Regions from separate parts of the Homo sapiens genome. Here region 2 is linked to region 1. A link is a loop called in an ENCODE intact Hi-C map of the cell type or tissue named here. Cell type or tissue: GM12878. All regions are shown on one strand. Links, peaks and the distances in the headings refer to the core of each region. The heading gives the core; the rest is flanking DNA.

What was found. Hi-C counts contacts between places; a loop is a spot of excess contacts. Peaks named below come from ENCODE experiments on the same cell type or tissue, not always from the same donor. Only the 100,000 strongest peaks of a DNase experiment are listed, where the experiment ranks them.
Region 2: a loop joins it to region 1, with 2.0 times the contacts of the local background. A loop is called at or near these places in 1 of 110 quality-filtered maps.

Annotation. Positions count from the first base shown.
Region 1 is chr5:108,676,122-108,688,191 of GRCh38, forward strand. No RefSeq gene overlaps it. Among named protein-coding and RNA genes, the nearest start is that of LINC01023, 46 kb to the right of the region's middle. RefSeq lists enhancers at 5,274-5,774, 9,123-9,756, 9,757-10,389. In GM12878, for the core only: a CTCF peak has its summit at 5,370; a DNase peak (open chromatin) is centred at 5,370; H3K4me3 peaks cover 246 bases; H3K27ac peaks cover 481 bases.
Region 2 is chr5:109,148,780-109,160,849 of GRCh38, forward strand. All of the region lies in intron 17 of FER (FER tyrosine kinase), which reads left to right. Among named protein-coding and RNA genes, the nearest start is that of PJA2, 260 kb to the right of the region's middle. RefSeq lists a silencer at 6,956-7,156. In GM12878, for the core only: no CTCF peak of the experiment used is centred there; no DNase peak of the experiment used is centred there.

The sequences.
Region 1 (12,070 bases), core at 4,017-6,516:
CACAGAGATTAATCAAGGTCAGGACTGGAGAAAAAGACCCATCTATCCCAGTTAAAGAAATAATAAACTGACCACTTACTCCTGCATCCTGTCTAATTCTCCCACATGAAAGTATTTTTCTGCCCACTTTGCAGATGAGGTGATGGAGGCTCAGAGAGGTTTAAGGAACATGCTCAAGTTCCCTTAACTTAGCTTTTTTTTCAACTACAAAAGAAACTTATTTTCACTTTTTAAGATAAATGATCTTTGCATGTGAAGAAATTATTTATGATTATATATGTATTCATATATTTACTTCCACAGATATATGATGAAAGTTTAACATAAGGAGCCATAACTAACTTCAGAATAAAAAGATCTCTTTATTTTAATGGGATGTTATACTTCGCTGTGTCTGATATAGATAATTATATGCCTTGCTGGGATTTAGCTTTCATTTTAGTATTGGATATATTTGTGGAGAAATATGAAATATTATGTTGCCCCACATACATACCTATTTAATTTGGTGGGATGATTTTGGAGAGAGGTCTGAAAATTTTAGTCACCTCATTTTTTGTATATTGGGAAACTCTTCCAAGGTTTGGAATGGGGGTGGGTGTGCTGCAGGATGGCTTAAATCACATCTAAATATTATTTTATACTTTCTTTTGAGAATGAATACTTATTTAAGATTTTATACTTATTCTTAGGAATATGCAAGATTAAAGGCTATGACTTATATTGTCCTAATCTTAAATCATTAAATAAATTAATAGTAACTGCATTGACTTTTTAGGAACTAATAAGAAAGTATTTGACTTGAATTCCATTTCTTCCCTTTTAACAAACTTCAGGGCTATGTTTTATATATAAGTAAAAGATGGTTTTTATTAAGCAGATAGAGACAGCTTTGTAGGGTATGCCCATCTTTACAATGTGTGTGATGAGGACACTATATTTTTATGGTTGGCAATATGTGGATTTCAAATTTCTTAATCTGCACTTATTAAATGGATTTATGGTTCTGACTGTTGTTCTCCTCACATGTTAACTGTAACATATCAGAGATATTAGCTAGGTCAAAGAGATTTTTCTTACAAGGAACAGAGAAAATTGCCCTATGTCCAAAATGGACTCTGACAAGAATTTTAAGAAGTTTTGCAAATGAGATTGCTCCTGGAAACTTCTTCACTCATGATGAAGCCCCTCATTCATTACCTGATAAAGATAATTTGAGTCAAGTAAAGGGTGAAGTTCAAAATGAAAGCAATAAAGGATTATTTTCAAATCTGATGATAATATGTCCCCATAAGCATTCTAGTGAATGTAGATTTATGGACATATGTGACTTTGCAACATGTTTTAAAATTATAGTGGATTCCCTGCAGTGCCATCTTTGACAGCTGGTCCCATGCAAATGTGAGGCTGGACTATTAACCACACAACATCACAGATGAATATGAGAAGCATGTTTCAGGCTGTCATTCATTTTTATTTTTTAAGACATTAACTACAAGAAATGTGAAAAGATTCATTATATGCAGAAGAAGAAATGGAACTGCTTTCATGATTTTTTTCCTATTGAGGCTGAAAGAAGTAGTTCACTGAATTGTGTGTAAAGAATAAGCACTTATTTGAGGAGGAATTTTGTTAAAATAATATTTTTAAAATCCAAAATGAATAAAATCTGCCAAAATTTTGTGAATTGTTAAAACAAAAAAAAAACCAGTTCACTAGAAGTGTCAGAAAGAATCTGTTCTGCAAGTTGATTCTGAATCAGTGTTAATGTGGTAAGATCCTCACTTATTATAAGTAAAATCCAATATACGGTGGGTTTATGATTCCATTTCTTTGGTAAGTGGGTAGGTCAGAGCTTAGGATACATCTTGCTAAAGAAAAAGCACTGCTACAGAATTGATGTGGGCGAGACCCATATCACAGTAAGAGTTTTAGATGCCTAATACTGCAAGGCTGTCCATTTTATAAGTGAGAATGGAGGCTCACAGGGAATCCATATGGAACTACCGTCAGCACCAACAGAATCAGTCTGTACTCTGTGTCCTGTGAGGGAAACCATGGGATTCCAAGAGGAAAGACGTGAAGCACAGAGACATTTCTCCAACTCTTGGCCACAGAGCAGAAAGCCCAGTGAACTGCTGAATTAAAGAATGCCATTTGCATATGCACAGCTCTCTTTTTCAAACCTCAGTGCCTCTAACACCTCCCAGTCTTCCTCCCAGAAAACTGGAGCTGTTTCTTGCCCCCGGCTGGGACCTGGTTTCCCCCATGGTCTGGCCAGGACTGAAATAGTATCACTTGCCCATAGGTGCCGGTACACAGAACTGCAGAGAGTGATCAGAAACAGAACCCAACCTGCCTTTAGTCTAAAGGGGCATGGCAGAGAGTGATGATCAGGATTTGGGACAGTGGGACCAAAAGTGAGAGCAGGAGAGCTTTACAGAGGATTTCCAAGCAAGGGAGATAGTTCTCAGCAGCCTGGTGGTCATGGGTGGACATAGAGGAGAAAAAGAATCTAACTGAAAAACAAGTAATTTCTTCTCCTCCTCCTCCTCCTCTCCCTCTTCCTCCTTCACTTCCTCATCCTCCTCTTCCTCCTTCACTTCCTCCTCCTCCTCCTCCTCCTTCTTTCTTATATGCTCTTGTGGTGGTTTTAAAACACGTCCACAAATTCTTTCACACTTCTCCCACCAAGAGGTAAAGTCCATGGCCCCTCCTCTTGAAACTGAGTGGATCTTCGTGACTGCCTCAATGAATAGAGTACACTGGAAGTGACACTGAGTCCCTTATTGGCTAGGCTAGAAAAGACCAGGCAGCCTTGGCTGGTGCCCCTGGGATACTCACTCTACTCACTCTGGGAGCCTTTGGCCACTCAGTAAGAAGTCCAGCTGCCCTGAGGTTTCCTTGAGACCATGTTGGGGGGCAACATAGAGGGAGAGATACCCAAGGAACTCAACTGTTCCAGCCCTAGCTGCTGGAGTCTCCCCAGTACAACTACCAGCTATAAATGGTGGAAGGGCCTTCAAGATGACCCCAGGCCCAGCTACCTTTCATGGCATAGCAATAGATAACTTGAACAGAACAGCTCTCCGTAATAGGGGCTTTCATCTTTCTTTTCTCAAAAGGGCAGGTATCCTGGAGGTCTGAAGCTGTCTTTGCTCAGAAGGTTAAGTCTTTGTTTTCGAAAGTTTCTGTCCCTCTCTCTGTGTCTCTATCTTTCTGTGTCTCTGTCTCTCTGTCTCTCTCTCTCTCTCCCTCCCTCTCTCTAACCGCAGGATTGTGTGGATAGGGAGGGCTCTGTTGATTGAAAGAGAGGAGAGAACCCAGTTCTAAGTATGGACGCTTTCCAGAGCCTAGAAGAAGTAAAGGGGTGGTAGGTTCTTGTAGTTGACACTTGTGCCCTCCCCTACACAGAAACTCAGAAGGATGTCTGATGGGACTGGTGCAAGAATGCCTGTTTGCTGAGCACAGAATGCCTCAGTCTTTAGAGCCTCCTCAGAGGACCCAGTGGCTGACTTCGGTGCAGAGGGGCAGGTGCCACAATCAGCAGAGTGCCATGTAATAAGTACAAATAATGAGGATCTCAGTGCAACTATGATGAGCTCATACCAGGCTCTCCTCCCCAAGGTTTTTGGATAGCACAAGCTGCTTGGGACCCTTACATAACACTAGAGAAGAGGAAGAACTCCTAAACATGACTGATACTGAATTTTCCATTGTAATTTTTAATTAAGAAAAATACCCTTTATTGTCCCAAAGATTTATTAAATCAATCTCACCTGATAATATACATACATTTGTGAATGGTGAGATTACCTTAACCATCCCAAAGGTGTTTACTATCTTCATATGAGGTTTTGGTATTAATAAATCAAATGATTTCTTATTGATGAAAATTTTAGGCAATGTAAAAAATAGAAATTTTTAGAGTAATTAAGTCATGAGAAGGTGCTTTTGGGGCTTTGGGGGAATCCATTAAGCTGCCCTTGCTCTTGAGAGCATCCCCATTTCTTCACTTCTGAAATGACAAGATCTTTCAAAGCCCCAACATGGCTTGAGTGTTTGAAAGCTCTAGGATGATTTTTATTTGTTCTCTCTGATAGAAATGTCAAATGCAGGAGTTTGTGTGACACAAAATGTTTAGGCACACATAGCTGTTGCCATGAACAAAATCTTCTGTATACAAAGGAAGTATTCTGAACTGTTTCCATTTTAGTTTCCAGTAGCCTTTAAAATAACCAAATAAGATCAATCATTAGGGCTTAATGACCCAGAAACTAATGCTGGAAACATTTACTCTTTAATGATGTCTCCTCTTCCTTCCTTGGCCTCCCTAACTAACATAAATTCATCATTTGTCTGTGTCTATGAAGTAAGATCAGATTGACTGGGGGTCTCTTCTCAATATTTTTTTTTTACCTTAACCATGTACTGCAGTTGATCAGAGCAATTAACAGTGATCCAATCCAGACAGAAAGTTATTTTAAATAACCTGACAACCAATCTGAATTCCAACTCTATGAAGGAAACTTGGCCAAAATGTGTTTAGTGTGTTCAAACATAGGCACTATTCAAAATCAAAGCAGAAAAAAAATGAAACTCTGTTAAAAGTGGCTCAAGATGAAGGCATTGCAATTCCCATCTTGAGGGCGGCTGATGAGTTCTTTTCAAGGTGAGGTGTGCCCTAGCATGCAGAGAGGACAGAAAGGGATAAAAGGAACAAATAAGCAAACAGAATGTGCTCTCAGAACTCCCAGCTTGATTTCCTCAAAGAAAAAGTAGAAATAGATCAAATCAAAGCATTCTTTAAAGATGCTGAGGTGGCTTTAACTGACTAAAATGTAGCTTTAAAAAAATCAGTATCCTAAATGCCAGGTGATTAATAAAGGTCAAGCAGGCAACTTCCGGACTTTATCAGTATAAGCTTAGTCGTGTGCCTTTATTAGGAAATGATCAATACCTTCCTACTTAGCAATATTTTAGGGAATATTTTCCTATAATAGGTAAGGTTTTTAAAATATGAAGACAAAAGTGTAGTATAGTTACTTTGTTTTTCTGGTAGAGCTAAGGAAGTAAATGAACCTCACAATAGTCAGTTTATGCACCCAAGTGAGATTAATTGCTTTACTTACACCATTACATTATTACACAATTCTTGTTATGTGGGGTTTTAAAAGTCTTCACTGTTTAAGCTGTTTTCATTTTAGTTATTCTGTTATTTACAACTGAAAGAGAAAACTGGAGAGGTCTTTGTGAATCTCTACCATATTTTTTTATGACTTTTGATTTCAAGAACCAAAATTGAGGATAAACCTGAAGCAAACACTGTTGAAATGGCCTTTGCAGTACAGACTTCATAGGCTAGAGGGCACAATTGTTTTAGCTGGTCCAAGGCAATGGAAAGCAAAACCTAGTCAACTGTTTCTTACACAGTGACCTAGCAGTTTTAAAATTTGGACCAAGAACGTGAAATTGCTCCTCGCTAAAAATCCACATCTGCTGGAAGAAACAGTAGAATAAAATGTGCATTTTCTATAGTAGTTTTGGATGTTTTTTGCAGAGGTCCTGGGCTTGTGAGAAAAAATAGAACACTCCAAAAGGTCCTTTGGTTCAGCAAAATTTTCCTATCTTAGATTTATCAAGCTGTCCACTCAGTTTTCAATGTGGCCTTTTCCTTCTAAAAATAACATCCTCAGCCGGGCGTGGTGGCTCATGCTTGCAATCCCAGCACTTTGGAAGGCCAAGGCGGGCAGATCACCTGAGGTCAGATGTTTGAAACCAGCCTGCCCAACATGGTGAAACCCCGTCTCTACTAAAAATACAAAAAAAAAAAAAAAAAAAAAAAAAAAATTAGCCACGCGTGGTGGCAGGTGCCTGTAATCCAAACTACTTGGGAGGCTGAGGCAAGAGAATCACTCGAACCCGGGAGATGGAGGTTGCAGTGAGCCGAGATCACGCCACTGCATTCCAGCCTGGGCTACAAGAGCAAAACTCCGTCTCAAAAACAAATAAAATAAAATAAAAAATAATAACAGCCCCTCCCTCCAATGTTTGTATGTATATATGCATATAACGTACTTGACAAGGAACTTGGTAAATACTTGACTATCATTAGGAAATTACAGGGTTGATTCTAAGTAGTGAGATTATGTCTTCTATGAAAATGGTTTCTTTTTAAAATGTACACATATTAATAATTTTTTTTTCCTAAAGCAGTTAGTTAGTCAATGATATTGTGTGGCCTTAACATTGTCTCTGCCTTTATTTGTTCCCTTCCTGCTTAGGGCTTTCTGGATCTTCTTTGCTGTTTTACCTTTTTTAATATGAAATGCTTCTGGTTTCTCCTCCTCACATATCATGTATGACCCCAAGTCCCAGATTATTTTTCTCTTTACTCATTTCTTCTGCTTCCTTCATGCCAGCACACCCAGGCAGAAGGAGAGCCACAGGAAAAGTGACCTCCACACTCACAAATTCCTGCTTCATTTCATCATGTTTTTTGCCTCACAAACTACAATTCTTATTCCCAAATTCAAATTTTTTCTTGAGTGATAGTTGTCTTTCTCTTCTTTCTGCACACCCAAAGATCTCAAGTAGGATATTTGGGGACTGATGAAGGGGAGAACTCAAGGAAATGATTGGGGCCTCAAAGAAGCTTCTAGGCCAGGTGTGGTGGCTCATGCCTGTAACCCCAATACTCTGAGAGGCTGAAGTGGGAGGATTGCTTGAGCCTAGGAGTTCAGCGCCAGCCTGGGCAAAAGAAGGAGGCCCTATTTCCACACAAAAAAATTTTTAAATAGCCAGGCATGGTGATGGGTACCTGTGGTCCCAGCAACTTGGGAGGCTGAGATGGGAGAATCGCTTGAGCCCAGCAGGTTGAGGCTACAGTGAGCCGTGATCATGATCATACCACTTTACTCCAGCCTGGGCAACAGACTGAGATCCTGTCTCAAAAAAAAAAAAGAAAAGAAAAGAAAAAAGAAGAAGTTTCTAGATAAGGGATAAATGTCTCATTAGATATGATGTTAAATACTTTTTGAAGCCAATCTTTCCACTTCCACCTATGAAATATATTCCAAACCCATCTGTGGTAGGCAGAATGTTGGGCCTCATGACCTTCTCCCTCTGGAGTCACTCCTGTGAATATGTTACTTTACATGGCAGAATGGACTTGACAGGTGTAATTAAGGTTACTAATCAGCTGACCTAAAATGGAAGGTTATATTGGCTTATCCAAGTAGGCCCAATGGAATCACGTGAGCTCTTAAAAGCAGAGATATTTTTCCAGCTAGTAGTAGAAGATAAAGTCAGATATTCCAAGATGAAAAGGATTAAAAGTGCTGCTGTTAACTTGAAGATTAAGGTAACCATGTCAAGGAAATGGCAACCTCAGTCCTATAACCTCAAGAAACTGAATTCTGGCAGGGTGCAGTGGCTCACGCCTGTAATCCCAACACTTTGGGAGGCCGAGGCAGGCAGATCATGAGGTCAGGAGATTGAGATCATCCTAGCTAACACGGTGAAACCCCATCTCTATTAAAAATACAAAAAATTAGCCGGGCATGGCAGCGGGCACCTGTAGTCCCAGTTACTCAGGAGTCTGAGGCGGGAGAATGGCGTGAACGTGGGAGGCGGAGCTTGCAGTGAGCCGAGATCGTGCCACCGCACTCCAGCCTGGGCGACAGAGCAAGACAATGTCTCAAAAAAAAAAAAAAGAAAAAAAAGAAACTGAATTCTGCCAACAAACTGAATGCGCTGGAAAGCAGAATCTCCTCAAGAGCCTCCAGATGAGCCCTGTCCTGCTGATGCCTTGATTTCAGCTCTGCTAAACCCTGAGTAGAAGACCCAGTTGAGCAATTGCTGTGCCCAGACTCTTGACCCACAGAACTGTGTCCATGATAATTATTTACACCACCATTCTTGTTACGTGGGATTTTAAAAGTCTTTCCTGTTTAAGCTATAGTTCTTCTCTTATTTATATTTTAAAAAGAAAATTTATATTGTCTTCTCAAGCTGTGAAAAAAAGGCTTAAAAGTTAAAACTTTCTTTGCATATGTATTATAGAAATGTATTGGTCTTTTGATGAAAGAATGCAGCTGTCTTTGCACTGACTGAATGGATGTCAAGTGCTAGGCTCTGTGCTAGTCAGTTTATAGATCCCACTTCCAGTCCTCATCACAACTTTTATGTCCCAGAGGGAAAACAAATGATCAAATTGAGGGAAAAAAACAGCAACCATATCTGGTGATAAGAAAAATAAGGAACGTTATTTCAAAAAGGAGGCAGGTATATAAGGAAATAGTTTATTTTTGAATCTGACTCCAGTATGTAAAATGTCCAGGGTTTTAGGAGCCACCTACAGAGGGGAAATGTTTCTATCTTTAAGGGTTATGAACCCAGCCTTTCTCTCTGGATGCACTTAACATTTTTTCCTTCATTTCAACCTTGGTGAATCTGACGATTATGTGTCTTGGGGTTGCTCTTCTCGAGGAATATCTTTGTGTTGTTCTCTGTATTTCCTGAATTTGTATGTTGGCCTGCCTTGTTAGGTTGGGGAAGTTCTCCTGGATAATATCCTGAAGTGTGTTTTCCACCTTGGTTCCATTCTCCCCGTCACTTTCAGGTACACCAATCAAAAGTAGATTTGATCTTTTCATATATAGTCCCATATCTCTTGGAGGCTTTGTTCATTTCTTTTCACTCTTTTTTCTCTACTCTTGCCTTCTTGTGTTATTTCATTGAGTTGATCTTCAATCTCTGATATGCTTTCTTCCGCTTGATCGATTTGGCTGTTGATACTTGTGTATGCTTCCCGAAGTTCTTGGCTGTGTTTTTCAGCTCCATCAGATCATTTATGTTCTTCTCTAAACTTGTTATTCTAGTTAGCAATTCCTCTAACTTTTTTTCAACGTTCTTAGCTTCTTTGCATTGGGTTAGAACATGCTTCTTCAGCTCAGAGGAGTTTGTTATTACCCACCTTCTGAAGCTACTACTGTCAATTCGTCAAACTCATTCTCCACCAGTTTTGTTCCCTTGCTGGCGAGGAGTTGTGATCCTTTGGAGGAGAAGAGGCCTTCTGATTTTTGGAGTTTTCAGCCTTTTAGCGCTGGTTTCTCCCTATCTTTGTGGATTTTTCTAGCTTTGGTCTTTGATGTTGGTGACATTCAGATGGGATTTCTGAGTGGACGTCCTTTTTGTCGATGTTGCTACTATTTCTTTCTGTTAGTTAGTTTTCCTTCTAACAGGCTCCTCTTCTGCAGGTCTGCTGGAGTTTGCTGGAGGTCCACTCCAGACCCTGTTTTCCTGGGTATCACCAGCGGAGCTGCAGAACAGCAAAGATTGCTGCCTGTTCCGTCCTCTGGAAGCTTCATCCCAGAGGGGCACCTGCCAGATGCCAGCAAGAGCTCTCCTGTATGAGGTGTCTGTCGGCCCCTACTGGGAGGTGTCTCCCAGTCAGGATACACAGGGGTCAGGGCTCCATTTGAGGAGGCAGCCTGTCCCTTACCAGAGCTTGAACGCTGTGCTGGGAGATCCGCTGCTCTCTTAAGAGCTGTCAGGCAGTAGAGCTTAAGTCCGCTGAAGCTGTGCCCACAGCCGCCCCTTCCCCCAGGTGCTCTGTCCCAGGGAGATGAGGGTTTTATCTGTAAGTCCCTGACTGGGGCTGCTGTCGTTTTTTCAGAGATGCCCTGTCTAGAGAGTCAGTCTGGCTGCAGCGGACTTGCTGAGCTGTGGTGGACTCCGCCCAGTTCAAACTTCCCCGTGGCTTTGTTTACACTGTGAGGGTAAAACCACCTATTCAAGCCTCAGCAATGGTGGACGCCCCTCCCCCCACCAAGCTCCAGCATCCCAGGCCAACCTCAGACTGCGGTGCTAGCAGGGAGAATTTCAAGCCAGTGGATCTTAGCTTGCTGGGTGCCGTGGAGGTGGGACCCACCGGGCCAGGCACGGGAGGGAATCTCCTGGTTTGCCGGTTGTGAAGACCATGGGAAAAGCGCAGTATCTGGGCCAGAGTGCACTGTTCCTCCCAGTACAGTCTCTCACGGCTTCTCTTGGCTAGGAACTGGAAATCCCCCGACCCCTTGTGCTTCCCAGGTGAGGCAACGCCCCACCCTGCTTGCTTGGGCTCGCCCTCCGTGGGTTGCACCCACTGTCCAACCCGTCCTAATGAGATGAACCAGGTACCTCAGTTGGAAATGCAGAAATCACCCACCTTCTGCGCGATCTCTCTGGGAGCTGCAGACCAGAGCTGTTCCTATTCAGCCATCTTGCCAGCAATCAAATGTAGTTTTTGGGGGGAGTTTTGCTTCCTAAGTCTAGGACCCATTCCAACTCCTACCTCTCACCAGTTGGGCCAAAGTTTCAGCACCCAGGATCAAGGTGGGCCCCTCTGGATATCAATTGTCCACCCATCTTGTTTTATAGCAGAGTGGTCCATTGTGCTGCTTAGCACAGCTCTGCAACTTCTGTGCCATATTTGGGGCATCAGAATCTTATTTCTAGGTGGCCGATGAGAAAGCCTACCTAGATACGTAGGATAGTTCTCTTTCTGCCACATTTTTCATATGATCAGACCAACACATAGCCTGAAGGAAGGGAGAAGTAGAAGAAATAAAAAGAAAAAAATAATATTGGTTAATTTCTCAAGCATATTTTCTTCCAAACATTCTAAAGAATAAACTGATTCATTCAACAAACACAAAGGCATTCAGATGCTAAAGCATGTGCATTCACATGCTAATTCCAGAAAGAAAAAAAAAATGCATCTCATTAGCCTAAAGGCACTGGAGTCTGAGTTTAGCCATTCATTCAGTATAGCTAGTATAGTATTCAAGAAACCTGTCTGAATTGTAATTCAAGTATTAAATATATTTTTTTCCTCAGTAACACCCAATATTGGAAACTACACTAATCATTCATGTCTTAAGTATGCTTTTATCTCTCATGTTCGTGTGTGTGTGTGTGTGTGTGTGTGTGTGTGTGTGTGTGAGACAGGGTCTGTTGCCCAGGTTTGAGTGCATAGCTTACTTCAGCCTTGACTTCCCTGGCCCAAGCACTCCTTCCACCTCAGTTCCACAAGTAGCTGGGGCCACAGGCATGTGCCAGGACACCCAGATAATTTTGTTTAGTTTTTGTGGAGAGGAGGTCTCCCTACATTGCCCAGACTAGTGTTGAACTCCTGGGCTCAAGTGATCCTCCCGCCTCAGCCTCCCAAATTGCTGGGATTACAGGCTTCAGCCACTTCCCTGAGCCTAACTCTCATATTCTTCAGTTTCTGATTGCATGCTGTTGTTAGCTGTATAAGCATTTTCACATTTTAAGATTTTTTTATTGACCTTTCTGACAATCACACCAGTGAAAAAAGATAGGGCAGTGTATAACATACTGCACAGAATGCATTGATCTGTACAGCCTTGTGAAAACATGGTATAGTTTTGCACATAACCTCTATATATGAGGATAAGGCCTATGATAAAATTCTTGAGATTACTTATGTGTTGAATATGGCTCTGGTGTTCATGTCAAAAAAAAGCATCATAAGTCCATAGAATTTCTGAGGCAATTGAGAGATAAAATATCAAGTTTTTTTTTTTTTAAGAAAACCTTGCGGTTTTAAATAACATAGCAAACACCAACAAACATTAAGGAGGTTGAACCACTCAGTTCATGATGTTGTCATGACAACAGAGCTTGAAAACTGAAAGTGAGGCTAAAGATGAATGAAATTTTAGGTTGCATACCTTGTAAAAGGATCAAATCTTTAATTTTTAAAAAAGAAAATTTTCCAGTAGGTAAGGTTTCTGTAGGAGATCCCTCTGGACAAGAAGGGCCTCTCCCACTGGGTTTTACTTCCCTCTTTGCCTTCTAATGGTTTCCTGATGCTGACACCCAGCCTGGCCCGTGGAGTCTTTCTGCTTCCCTTAACTGCTGGCTGAAAAGAGGCAAAAAATTCCATTCCTTAGTAGTGCAACAGAAACAGCTTGGAATGTTCCAAGAGAGATGTTAATAAGAAAATGGAAGAAAACAAAACACAACATGAATATTTTTCAGCTCCCCAAATCATTTTTCAGTG
Region 2 (12,070 bases), core at 4,929-7,428, 470 kb after region 1:
TATGTATTCTCACCCAGCAAGTGGCTAGCGATAGGCTTTGATGCTTGGCATTGTAAGTACCAGAATAGCAATGAGTGTGTAAGATGGTCTTGGAGATGCTAAGGATTAGAAAGATCATCAAATAAAGATGATGTAGATGTAGAGACCTGCATTTTAACCTAAGTTATAATATTACTTAAGAGAGTAAAATATGACCAAACTACATCTGTCTTACCCATTGCTAGCAATTGTCACATAACCTAGTTCAATCAGGGTCTCTAAAAGGTCCAAATAATAGTCAAGTCACTTTCCTTTTTTCTGATATATTAAAAAAAATGCAAAACCTGGTTTTAAAATTGTGACATCTTTTTATTCTCTAATCTTATGTGAATGTTTCTGTGACCATATGTGTAACGTTATTTAAAGATGATGATTTAAAAGTCTAAATTTGAGGCCTCTCTTAAATGTAAAAGGTCTCTCACAAATGGCTCTTCTCTTCTTCCCCTTACTACAAAGAGTACAAGACTAAGAGTAGTTCACTTGTAATAGGGATGGGAGGGAGAAGAGATAAAAGAGTATCTGGAGCATGAGACACCCTAAACTTCTCTGAGCGCCTACAGTCTGATCCCTTAGACCAGGGGTCCCCAACCCACCTCTAATGGAAGAAAACTGCTCTATTTGAGTCTTTATAAATCTTATGAGGAGCTCTCAATTTCTTTATTTTGAACTACAAAGAACTGCTTGGAGAGTACATATTATCCTGAAGGGACCTCAAACAAATCTAGTTTTGTATACCTACACCAATAGAGAAACAAATTTCATATCAATCAAGAAACTCACAGTGGTATGACCTCACAATGGCAAGTGTTGGAAATTCTAGTAAACAAAGCTTGTAAAGGATTACTTTAAAAAGGAGTAATGTAGGTAAGTAGTTTTAGGAGAATATGGAAACACGCTTATAAGATAAATAGGAAAACAACAAAACCATGTGGCTGGGAATAAAATTTCCAGGAACAGTAGTAAACATGAATTGAAAAAGTTCCGTTACTTCACAGAACTCAGAAGTGAAAAATATTTACTTTAAACCAGTACGGGTTCCTCGCCTGTTAGAAACTGAGCTGCCCAGCAGGAAGTGAGCGGAAGGCCAGGGAGCATTACCGCCTGAGCTCCACCGCCTGTCAAATCAGCAACGCATTAGATTCTCAAAGGAGTGTGAACCCTATTGTGAACTGCACATGCGAGAGATCTAGGTTGCGCACTCCTTACGAAAATCTAATGCCTGATGGTCTGAGGTGGAACAGTTTCATCCCCAAAATATCCCCACCGCCACCCCTGTTTGTGGAAAAACTGCCTTCCACGAAACCTGTCCCTGGTGCCAAAAGCGCTGGGGACCACTGCCTTAGACTGAGCATCTATTTGATCAGTTGGCTCTCATTTTCTCTAAGTCATCCCTTTGCCTTAAACTGAGCATCTATCTGATCAGCTGGCTCTCATTTTCTCTAAGTCATCGCTTCCTTCCTTTGAACCCACCTTTCCCAGTATACCTCTCTTGCTCCATCAACTTTAAACATACTTTCACTTCCTCTGGAGCATCCTATACCCATCTCACTTTGTTATTTCCTTTAGGTTCCAGTTAGACCTCATTTTCCTTAGCAAGCCCCATTTCTCTACCAAAAATTGTTTAGCTTCCCCTTTTATTACTCTCTCATAGCACTTACTGCACTAATTATGATTGTTTACATAGCTACCTCTCTCCCTCAGACTTCTCTGACACTGCTCTGGAATACAAAATAGTAACTTAACTAGGAACTAGGTGGTCAGCAAACACAGCCATAGAATAGCATGGCATTGGCCTGGCTAGCTCTTATAAGAGGAAATAAAACAATAAGTTATCTCTTTTTGGGTTCCAGGAGACAATATATCTTTAACGTTATAGTTGTTTATGTTTCTCCCCTGTGATTAACATTCTCCTTGCATAGAAATTTACTGAGCCATTATTGAAAATGAAATTTCATGTGTCTTTGCTATATTATTGTTATCAGAACAATCTGTCATTTATTCGTGACATTCTAAATGTTTGACCTTGGATTAGAGCCCTTTGCAAATTTATCTTACATAACTGAGTCATCAAAACAGAATACATTATAATTTAATTATTACTAAATAATGTTAAGTTAATCAAAGTGGTATTTAATACAATTGTATTGGAAATAAGTAATGGGCTCTAAAATAATGAAATATAGACCAAGTATTTTGAAGAATTTGTATCTTTGGCTAGTTTCTTTTCCCTTTGAAAGTAGAAAAATAGTCTAAAATGGCTTTGCTGAACAGAAAATTGTTGTAATTCGCTGAATGATGCTTCCTGCCGTGCTATACTTTTTTGATGGAGGTTTCAGATTTTTTAAAAAATCACTTTGTTTTTACATTTGTTTTATCCATTTTTGAGTATTAGAGGTAATATTTTTCTACACATTACTTTGAGACACAAGAACTGGAATCATAAGGTTAAATTCAGATGAATTGTTGGCAAGACTACTAAATTCAAATGAAAAATTAGATTTTCTGCTTTATATGCAGTATATTAAATTTTCACTCCAAAGACCATAAAACAAGAAACTCAAGAAAATGCAGAGATTACTAAATTTACAGACTGGTACAAAAGCTACAGACATACATCTTTCACCCAAGGTAAAAGATGAGAAAAATATGCAAAGTTAGATAACGTGACCAGGGTGTGTGATTTCTGTTTTGCTTTTGCTAATGGGATGTATTTTCTTTCATTGGTAAATTAGGGCATTTGCTGTAGTAGAAATTACTGGAGAACTTGACTCCAGAAGAGATGGTTCCAGTAAAGAAACTTTTAGAAACAGACTGGTGTCATTACAGCAACAGCTACAATGATCTGGAAAATACATCACAAGACCTGCGGTCAAAGCATAATCTGACAGCAGCCCAGCACCTACTCAAAATGCATTTCATCTTTCTCATGTTTTAGAAACAGTCCAGTGGACATTTTTACAGACGAAGTTATGAGACAAAGTTTACAGACAAGTTATGTGACAAAATTTGAAAAAGGTTTTCCAAATTCTGTCTCATAACTCGCAAAATCAGAAAGCAAATGACTACATTATTTTTAGCTCCACAAAGATGCATCTTTATAGAGTTATGGTTTACTGTCATGCCTCCTGTTCTTAGGATCAATGCAAGAATTTTCAGTTTGTACAGCATTTCTGAGACTTTCGGGCAACCGTAGCTGTAGATAGTCAAGGTATTTTATTCCATGATGTAAATAATATCTCCATTTGAGTTTAATTCCAGGAAAAATTTGCCTGTACATTTATACAGATGATTTGGTACATATATATGAACTTGAGGAAACAAGGCTATGTAACCCTACATATTTATCTTTCTGCCATAGCTGCCAAAAATGTAAAATCAAAGTCAGTTCCTGAGAGTTATAAAATCTGCTATATCATCAGCTAGCTCCTCTTCTTAGTTTAAGATGGTCTAGATTTTTTTTAAATCCCAAATCTTTGTTTTAATCTACCAGACTCATCATATAGTTATCTAATTTGTGCCCTGCATTAGGGGGTACTTGGGAAATAAATGTAGACTGCAATCCATTTGCCTACCCAGAGGGGAGACCAGTTTTAATTTTCAAAAAGACAACATAAGGCTAGAAGTATTGCCAAGACCATAAACCCATTAGAATTAGGCTGTATAGAAATCATTAATAAATATAAATGTCAGGTTTAGGACTCGTGTAGCCCTCTGGAAAAGTATTGAATTATGATTGCTGTCAGGAAAAAGAAAGGTCAACATATGTCTCTGATTTATAGGTGTGGGTATACAATATATAAAACAAATATAATCAGATACGTACTGAATTGCAAGTATTTATAGAATAACTTCACGGTGAAATTATGTGTATATACATGCCTTTATTATACTTATGGCTACATTTTCAGTTTTGCTATCATGTTCAGGAAAGCAAAGCCCTTTCAGGGGACTTTTCAAACTGTGTCAAGGAAGGAAATGTGGAACCTGTAGTTTTATGCACTACCTATCTTATTACCACCATCGTAATAAAACTTTCATTGTAAAAGAAGCCGTTAAGAACAAGCCATTTTGGAGATATTTTATTGAGCTTTAAAAATATTCATGTTGTCTTTTAAAAATAGATTAACAGTGGATTAACAAAACATAGATTAGAACTAGAGAGTATCAAAAAAGAGTATGGAAGAAGATACCATAGCTATATACATGGTATATGTGTATAGCTAAACTCAAGTGATTTAGTCTTTAGAATTAGGAAAATCTATTCATTAGCCACAGAGTCAAAATGAAGATGAACATGAAGCCCTTTTTATGATCTCATGAAGCAGAGAAAATTTCATTATACCATGGTGGTGCTATTTCTCAAGCAAACTATTAAACCAGGATTTTATGGTAAAAAAAAAAAAATCAATTTGGACACTCATTTGAGTTTTTATTAAAAAGCAGCATTATGTTATGATCAATCACATTATCCATCAATATAGTTACATCTTCTGGTTGTACATATACATACAGAGATATTTCAAGTGATAGGATTTGATATGATTGTTTTTCTTTGTGCTTTTCTATGATTGCTTGATTTTTTATTTTAAAAATGCCTTATTTTACAACAGCAACAAAATTCATTCTAAAACTAGGGAAAAAAAGGTTTGACTTAACGGTTGTATTTTCAGTAATAAAGTGTGCTAACAATTCCAGTATATCATATTTGACTGAAAGATCTTGGGTGGGACAGTGGGAAGAGTGAGCACCAGAATCACTTCTTAATACTAACTCTATCATTTATTCACTGCATAACACAGTAGTTATCAACATTTATGTATTGCTTTCTATTTGCCAGGATCTATTCTAAATTTTACTAATTTAATCCTCACTATGAGGCAAGTGATATCATTATCCCCAGTTTACAGATAAGGAAAATGAGGCCCAGTGATGTATAGCTAGTAATAAGTGGCAGACTCTGAATTTGAACCCAGGCTCTAGAGTCCTTGTATTTAACCATTAGCAGTATACCGTCTCTCATATTGGGAAAGTCACTTCAGTTATCAGAGCCTCTGCTTTCTCATCTCAAAAATAAAGTGACTGGCTCCAGAATGTTTTATTATAGACAGTTTGCCTGGAAACACAGAAAGAATCAAGTGGCAGGGAGCAGTGAATTACCATATTCTCAGCGATCTTTCTCAAGTCATTGTCTTATATTTGTTTAAGGATCTCTAGGTTTGCAGAAACTAGCAAGAGTATAGTTAATATGCATACTTACGCAAAAAAAAAACCCATGCTGCTCGAAGAACGGGTCCACCCTGCATAGGAGTTTAGTTCTGATAAGTCTCATAATTGGAACCAGAAAACAAGTGTAACAGATGTTTTGACATTATACTTCTTCACAGCAGGTGTCATGGATAGCTATAACAGTTACAAACCTTTACCAGAAGTATGAAAACTGAAGGAACAGGGAAGAAACCTTCAGAGACTGTGCTATGTTTATCTTCCTTGATGAAGTGTATCACCAGTTTTGAGAACATTAAATGGAAGCTGATTTTTACCACGTAAAAGGTGAAAGCCTTGATGAAATGATTTCTGTGTTCCAATTTATTAGGAAAGATAAGATAAATAATTCAGAACTGAAAGTAGGAAAGAAACTTTTTTATAGAGAGTAAAAAAGAAACCAAATCCATGCCTGTAAGATGAACATGGAAGAATGAGTGGGTTAAAGAATACAGGAAGAAAAAACTCACATCTTATAGCCCTTAACTATTAACATTTAGATAAAGATGGAAGGAAAGAGGAATCTCGTTTAAGACATAGTTTACTTATACCTTAGCCACTTTCAAAATGTTCAGAGAAAGGAAAAGTACTATTCGACATCTATATCACTTTTCCTGTTGTGGCTGTAACAAATTACCACAAATTTTATTCAACCTACCACATTATCTTAAGACCCTAAAATGAAAAAATGACTCATTTGGAATAGGGACCTTCAAAACTGAAATTTTGAAATAATAGTGAAAGATCCAATATTAGCTAAGAAAAGTTAGACATACGCTATAATAACAAATAAATACTACATCTCAGTGGCTTCGTGTATAAAACAGTATTTCTTGCTCTTGGAATATCTTTTATGAGTCCTATAACTACAGAGCATCTCCATCTCAAGCAGGAACTCTGAGAAACCAGTGTGGGTTAATCTTATAACTCTATCATCTCGATATGTACCCTACATTTGCCATGGCAAGAGGAGCCCTAAATAGTTACATGGAAGCTTTTTACTCCCTAGTTCAAAAGTAACATGTCACACATTCATATTCTCTTGTCATATGGCCCACCTAGCCCTAAGGAAGCTAGGAAGTGTATTCCATGTGCTCGGGAATGAAGAACCAGATATTGATGTCTCTTAAGTAACTGATATGTTACTGCCTAGGATCCTATCTGGCAAGAAACTTTCTGTGAGACTAGCATAAGCAGGTTTCAAAATTTTTAATGAGCTGAGGTCATTGAAAAATATGAAGAGTAGTCAAGTTAAAAAAGTAAGATGAACATTTTGGGGGTTAGTGTTCAAACTAGGAAGAATAGAGCCGATACTTAGAAAAGATGTGATCATTTTAACAAGAGATAGGGCAAATCAGGAGAGAAGAGAAATTGCATAGAGGTACTTGTAATTCAAGAGTGACTAGGAAAGTTTAATTGCTTGGAGTGGGTTTCCTGGTTAAGATTAATTGTAGCCCAAAGTAAAAGAAAACCTGCAAGTGAGATCACTAAACTGTTGATAGTGATCTCAACACTCATGGAGAATAGAAAGGGAACTACAGCACTAAAGTCTACAAATATTGTCTTGATTTTTCACAAGAGTGAAAATATAGATTCTGAAACCTTTATACCAGAGAGCTTGATGATACTCTCTTACACAATTCTGAAATGGATGATAAAATAGATTGTGAGTCCATAGAAGGGAAAGTGATGGTCAAATGAAGCCAGCATGAACTCAAAAACATTTCTTTCTCTTCATTTCCTGAGAGAGCCTATACACTGGTAGATAAGGGAAACAGTGTGGTTATATCAGGGTTTCACTAAGGTTTTTGAGAAAGTTTCTCATGATATCTCTTGAGGACCAGATGAGGAAAGGGGTTCTAATTGATAATACAGTTAAGTGGATTTGTAACAAGTGGCAAATAAGAGAAAGTTTTTTTAAAAAAGTAAGAATAGAAAAATGAACTACAGCCAAATCATGAAAATCCTTATAAGCGATATTAAGGGATTTAGACTTTTTAAAATTATAATCTGTATTTACTAAGGCTAAGAAATGATAAGATTTGTGTTATAGAAATAACACTTTTCTGCAGTGTAGACAACGCTTAAAGCAAGCTAATACCAGAGACAAGCCAGGAGGTAAGAGGTGATGGTAGACGGAATTGAGAGAGTTGCAGTATAATTAGACAGTAGTTGATAGATTTGAAAGGCCTTAAGTTCATAAGGTGGACAGGGTTTTTCATTAATAGAATGTCAGAGTGGAAATACAGTGAAACACCAAACACTACACTCAGGAAGAAGACTTGAGCAAATTAGTGAATAGTGGTACCATTGGCTGATAAAGAAAGCAGATTTAGATTATGATAAATTTTAGGTAGCTGTAGGATAGCAAACTAGAGCTATCTGGAGGCACCTAGTTAAGCCCTGGAACAAAGGAGGAATTTAGGGCAGAGATCTAGGTCTAGATCTCTAGGAGTCATGAGCATATAGATGACAGTAAGAGCCATAGAAGTATATGAGATGATCTAGAAAGACCCTATAGACTGAAAAGAAAAGAGCACCTGGGACCAAACCTGGGGGAACATCAATGTTTAAGGAATTTATGGGCAGAAGAGACCAAGAGGGGGTAGTCAAAGGTGGTCTAGTGATTAGAAACTAAAGGAATAGTTTCAAAGAAGCAGTGGTCAGTAATGTAAAGTGCTACTGAAAAATCAAGAAAAAGAAGGCCCTGAGTATGCATAGCATGTAACCACAACGAAGCTAGAGCAGTTTCAATAAAGTAATGGGGGCAAAATCATATTAATATTATGGAGGGCCAAGAAAGGAGGTGAAGTAATAGAAACAGAGAATGGGGTGATATCTGGAAGGGGCTCAAAGGTAAGATTTTTTAATGCTCAGATGCTAATGGAGTCCATGGAGAAGAGGAGGTAGACCACACTTGGTAAGTAAATTATGCTAAACTGAGACCCAGCCAGTTATTTCTCCTAGGCCATAAATCACAGGAATATCATAGTGTTTTTTGAAAACTGCCAAGCTATGTGGATTTCATGCTTGTTACATCATGATGAAGCTTGGTATAGCCCCTTACTCTCTCCAAAAGTCAATCAGAACTGTAGACTTACTATTTCTCAATCAATCAAAAATATATACACAATTAAATTGAATCTGATCTTTATTACCTTCTGAGAGACACTTGTGTTTTTAAATCTGCTGGCAGTTCAGTGTTACACAGATTTTCTTAGTGACGGTTTCTATGAAAACACTTTAAAATGCAATTTACTGCTGTGATCAGTAATGGGGGAGGCTGTAAAATTTCCACTGTTCTAAATTCTACTCCCTTTGCTCTGTCATGCCTGGACTGTCATTTTTGTAAACCATTGTCTTCTTGTTGGAATTTTCTGCTGGAGTGTACATTGCTGTTGCTAGTGTTTTATTCGATCACTGGCGATGAGTTCTGTTTTTTTTTTCTGATATCGAGCATTTCAAACTGTTCCCTAATGAGTCTGCCTCTGTGCTCCAGTGCTGTTAACTTCAATAGATTTCCTATTGTGAGGATATGCTTCCAAAAAATAATTGACTTATTTTCCTTAGTGACTTTCCATTTTTATGGAATTTTCATTATTTCTAAAATTGTGGATTTTAGTTTACCTACCCAGAACTTCTCTGATACAAATTTAGTTTCAAAGTTTAAGTGGCATTTGAATACTGGGGACTTGAGAACTTTGATGCATTTATTCAGCAAACATGTATTGAGAACTACTGTATAGCAGCATCTACCTCGGTTTTGAGGTTCCAACTCACATAAGAAGTTCTGCACGAAGCTGACATTTGAGACAGAGTCAGACAAAGCTATGATTACTATTCAGTGAGATACGTGACGAATATTGCTATGGTATCATAGAAAAGCCTTTCTGAAAGTAACAATGCTGGAGTTAGGTTTTGAAGAATGCATAGGATTTAGCTAGATGAAGAAGGGAGAGAGCTAAGTTAAAAGAAAAAAGAAAAAAAAACAGGCGTGTATCTATTTTTTAAATAGGCTGGGCACGGTGGCTCATGCCTGTAACCCCTCAGCACTTTGGGAGCCTGAGGTGGGAAAATTGCTTGAGCCCAGGACTTAGAGACCAGCCTGGGCAACATGATGAAACCCCGTCTCTACAAAAAAAATACCAAAAAATTAGCCGGGCTTGGTGGCACATGCCTGTAGGTCCCATATACTGGGGGTCAGAAGTCGGGGTCGGGGCAGTTGAGGTAGATGAATCACCTGAACCCGGAAGTCAAAGCTGCAGTGAGCTCTAATCAGAACACTTCACTCCAGCCTGGGTGACAGAGTGAGACACTGTCTCAAAAAATAATAAAAATAAAAATTAGTCTATATTTTATATAAAGAAGCTGGGAGTCTGTGAAATGAGTTAGAAAAAAATGATGGCAGGGAGAATGCTTCACTTAAGAATACCAATCTTCTCCTAGAATTATAGCCTCCATTTTGTCATTCAATCTACCATTTACTTTTGCTTTGATATTCTTTTAAATCTCAGCTCTGTTCATCATACCTCTCTTGAGAAATCTTTAGTGGCTCAACATTGCCTTCGGATGATAGCTAGCATTCGAGACTCTCCAGAATCTAGCTTGAGTGTCTTCATTAATTTAGGGCCTACTGATCCTCTCAAAAATTGAAGTACTCGTTGTTCCCTGAACTCACTTCTCACTTTCTTATCTCCACCTCTGCTCAGGTTATACCTTCTACTTAGAATGCTCTTCCTTTCTGTCTGCCTTTTCTGCCATATCTTAGAATCATACCTATTCTTAGAACCTAAAATATCTGAAATAATTATTAGTATGTTCATGAATACCAATAATGAAAGTCATTTAAAATAATTATTAAAATAATTTTAAATTCAGTCATTAAAAAGAATTTTATGGGATTATTATGAAAAGATATATTGCTAGATAAAACAAAAGGGATATAATATAGTATGTTTAATCACATTTTTTAAAAATAAACTGCTGAGCAAACTTTAGGCATATTCAACCTGGTATTAACAGTCATTATCTCTGGCCAGTTGGGTAAAAGCTACTCTTCTCCCTACCCCTGTTTTGGCTTTTCTATATTTTATCAGTAAACTTCTTGTGCTTTTACAGTAAGAAAACAAAATAATAGATGTTATTTTCAACTTTTAAAATAGTTCTAAAAACCCTACTCTTCTTTCAAGCGGCTCAACTTAGTCTTTCCTTCACAGATTTTCCTGCCATTCACCAATCAGAAATAATCTTTACCTTTTCTATCACATATTTTTGTGTTTATAGCAGCATCTCTCATTCTATGATTATATTTTAATTACATGCTAGAACTCCCACAGTAACCAGTTGGTACCATGAACAGGGATCACTCTGTTGAATGAATGAATTCATGCTGATGGCAATTTGAAGTAGTTATTTTCTTTAAAGGGCTTAAAACCTTATTAGAGAGACAATACATGTCAAGAAAAATATAAAATAGATGTTAATTTATAAGACAATAATTGTCAAGTAGTATATAAATGTGGGGTGTATAGTACGGTCAGTACTAAAGGACTTCTTTAAACACTGTCAGTAGAATCCTCTTTCATAAAATGAGATTCAGGGATTATGGCTGAGATAGGTGCCAAAAGGAAGTAGTTTTACTTGGAAAAATACTTCAGGAACATTTGAAGGTCAAAATTATGAATGCAGAGGCACAGACTAGAGTCTGCGAATAGTCGCAGCCCACCCTCCCCAGGCCTCTCATAGAGGCTCTGCACAAAAATAGTCTGTGGCAGCAGTAATCTACTAAGCAGATGATCTGCACTGATAAAAAACCATTGACTAGTTTTGATTTACCTACCTTTTCTGTTTTCTTAGTGATGGTTATTAAAGTGACAAAGAGAAAGACTACATTTGGTGGGGGTGGGGATCCCAACTTAAACCTTGTAAGAGCATCTGCTGGGAGGAAAGAAATGAACCAGAGATATCTTTTTGTCTCAAATCAAGTAAATATTTAGTGAAAGATTGGAATGTCATTCATGCTTACTACATTCAGATGTAGTATAAGAAAAACAAGGCATCCCGAATAGATTTCTTCCCCTAAAATTAAAAATTAGCCTATGGAACTATACAGGTAACTCTTAGGATTCAGTCAGATTCCAGACTTAGTGATACTGACTGGCACATCTGCAGACTTCATGGGAAGAAACAGTGATGAATCAAACGACAGGGATGAAAAGAGATTCATGAGGCATCCTGTCCACCAGGAAACCTTGCTGCATCCTAAATGCAAACTGGTTCAGTTCATTTTCTCTCATCTCCTTTCTCTATTAGTATATCAATAACTTTTCTTGAAGAAATATATACATAATTGCAAATGGTGTTGTCAGTGTTTCATAAGAAGAAAATTCCTGTTCTGGAAGCATCCAGTCGTAACTTGCTGTGCAAAATACTATGTCTTCCCTACTTTATTCATTCTTAGAGCTATTAAATTTCGGTTCTCTGTGCTAAATAAATTCATCCAATCCTGGTTCAAGTAACCTCCTTCTTAGGTCTAGATACTGTTTTCATTACTGTTGCCTTTAATTTTGTCTAATTGTAAAATGCCGAAGTAGACACAATTTGGCAGCCCTTGAGAAGCACTGCCTGCTCTTCTCTGAGTCTGTTTTTGTAAGCAGAATGTCAACTGTCTGGGTCATAGAAGAAGAAACAAACCAACCTTTGGGACCAGACCAATTGTGTAGCTGTATAAAAACACCTAGAGAATTTTTCTATCTAAATTCTGAATTTA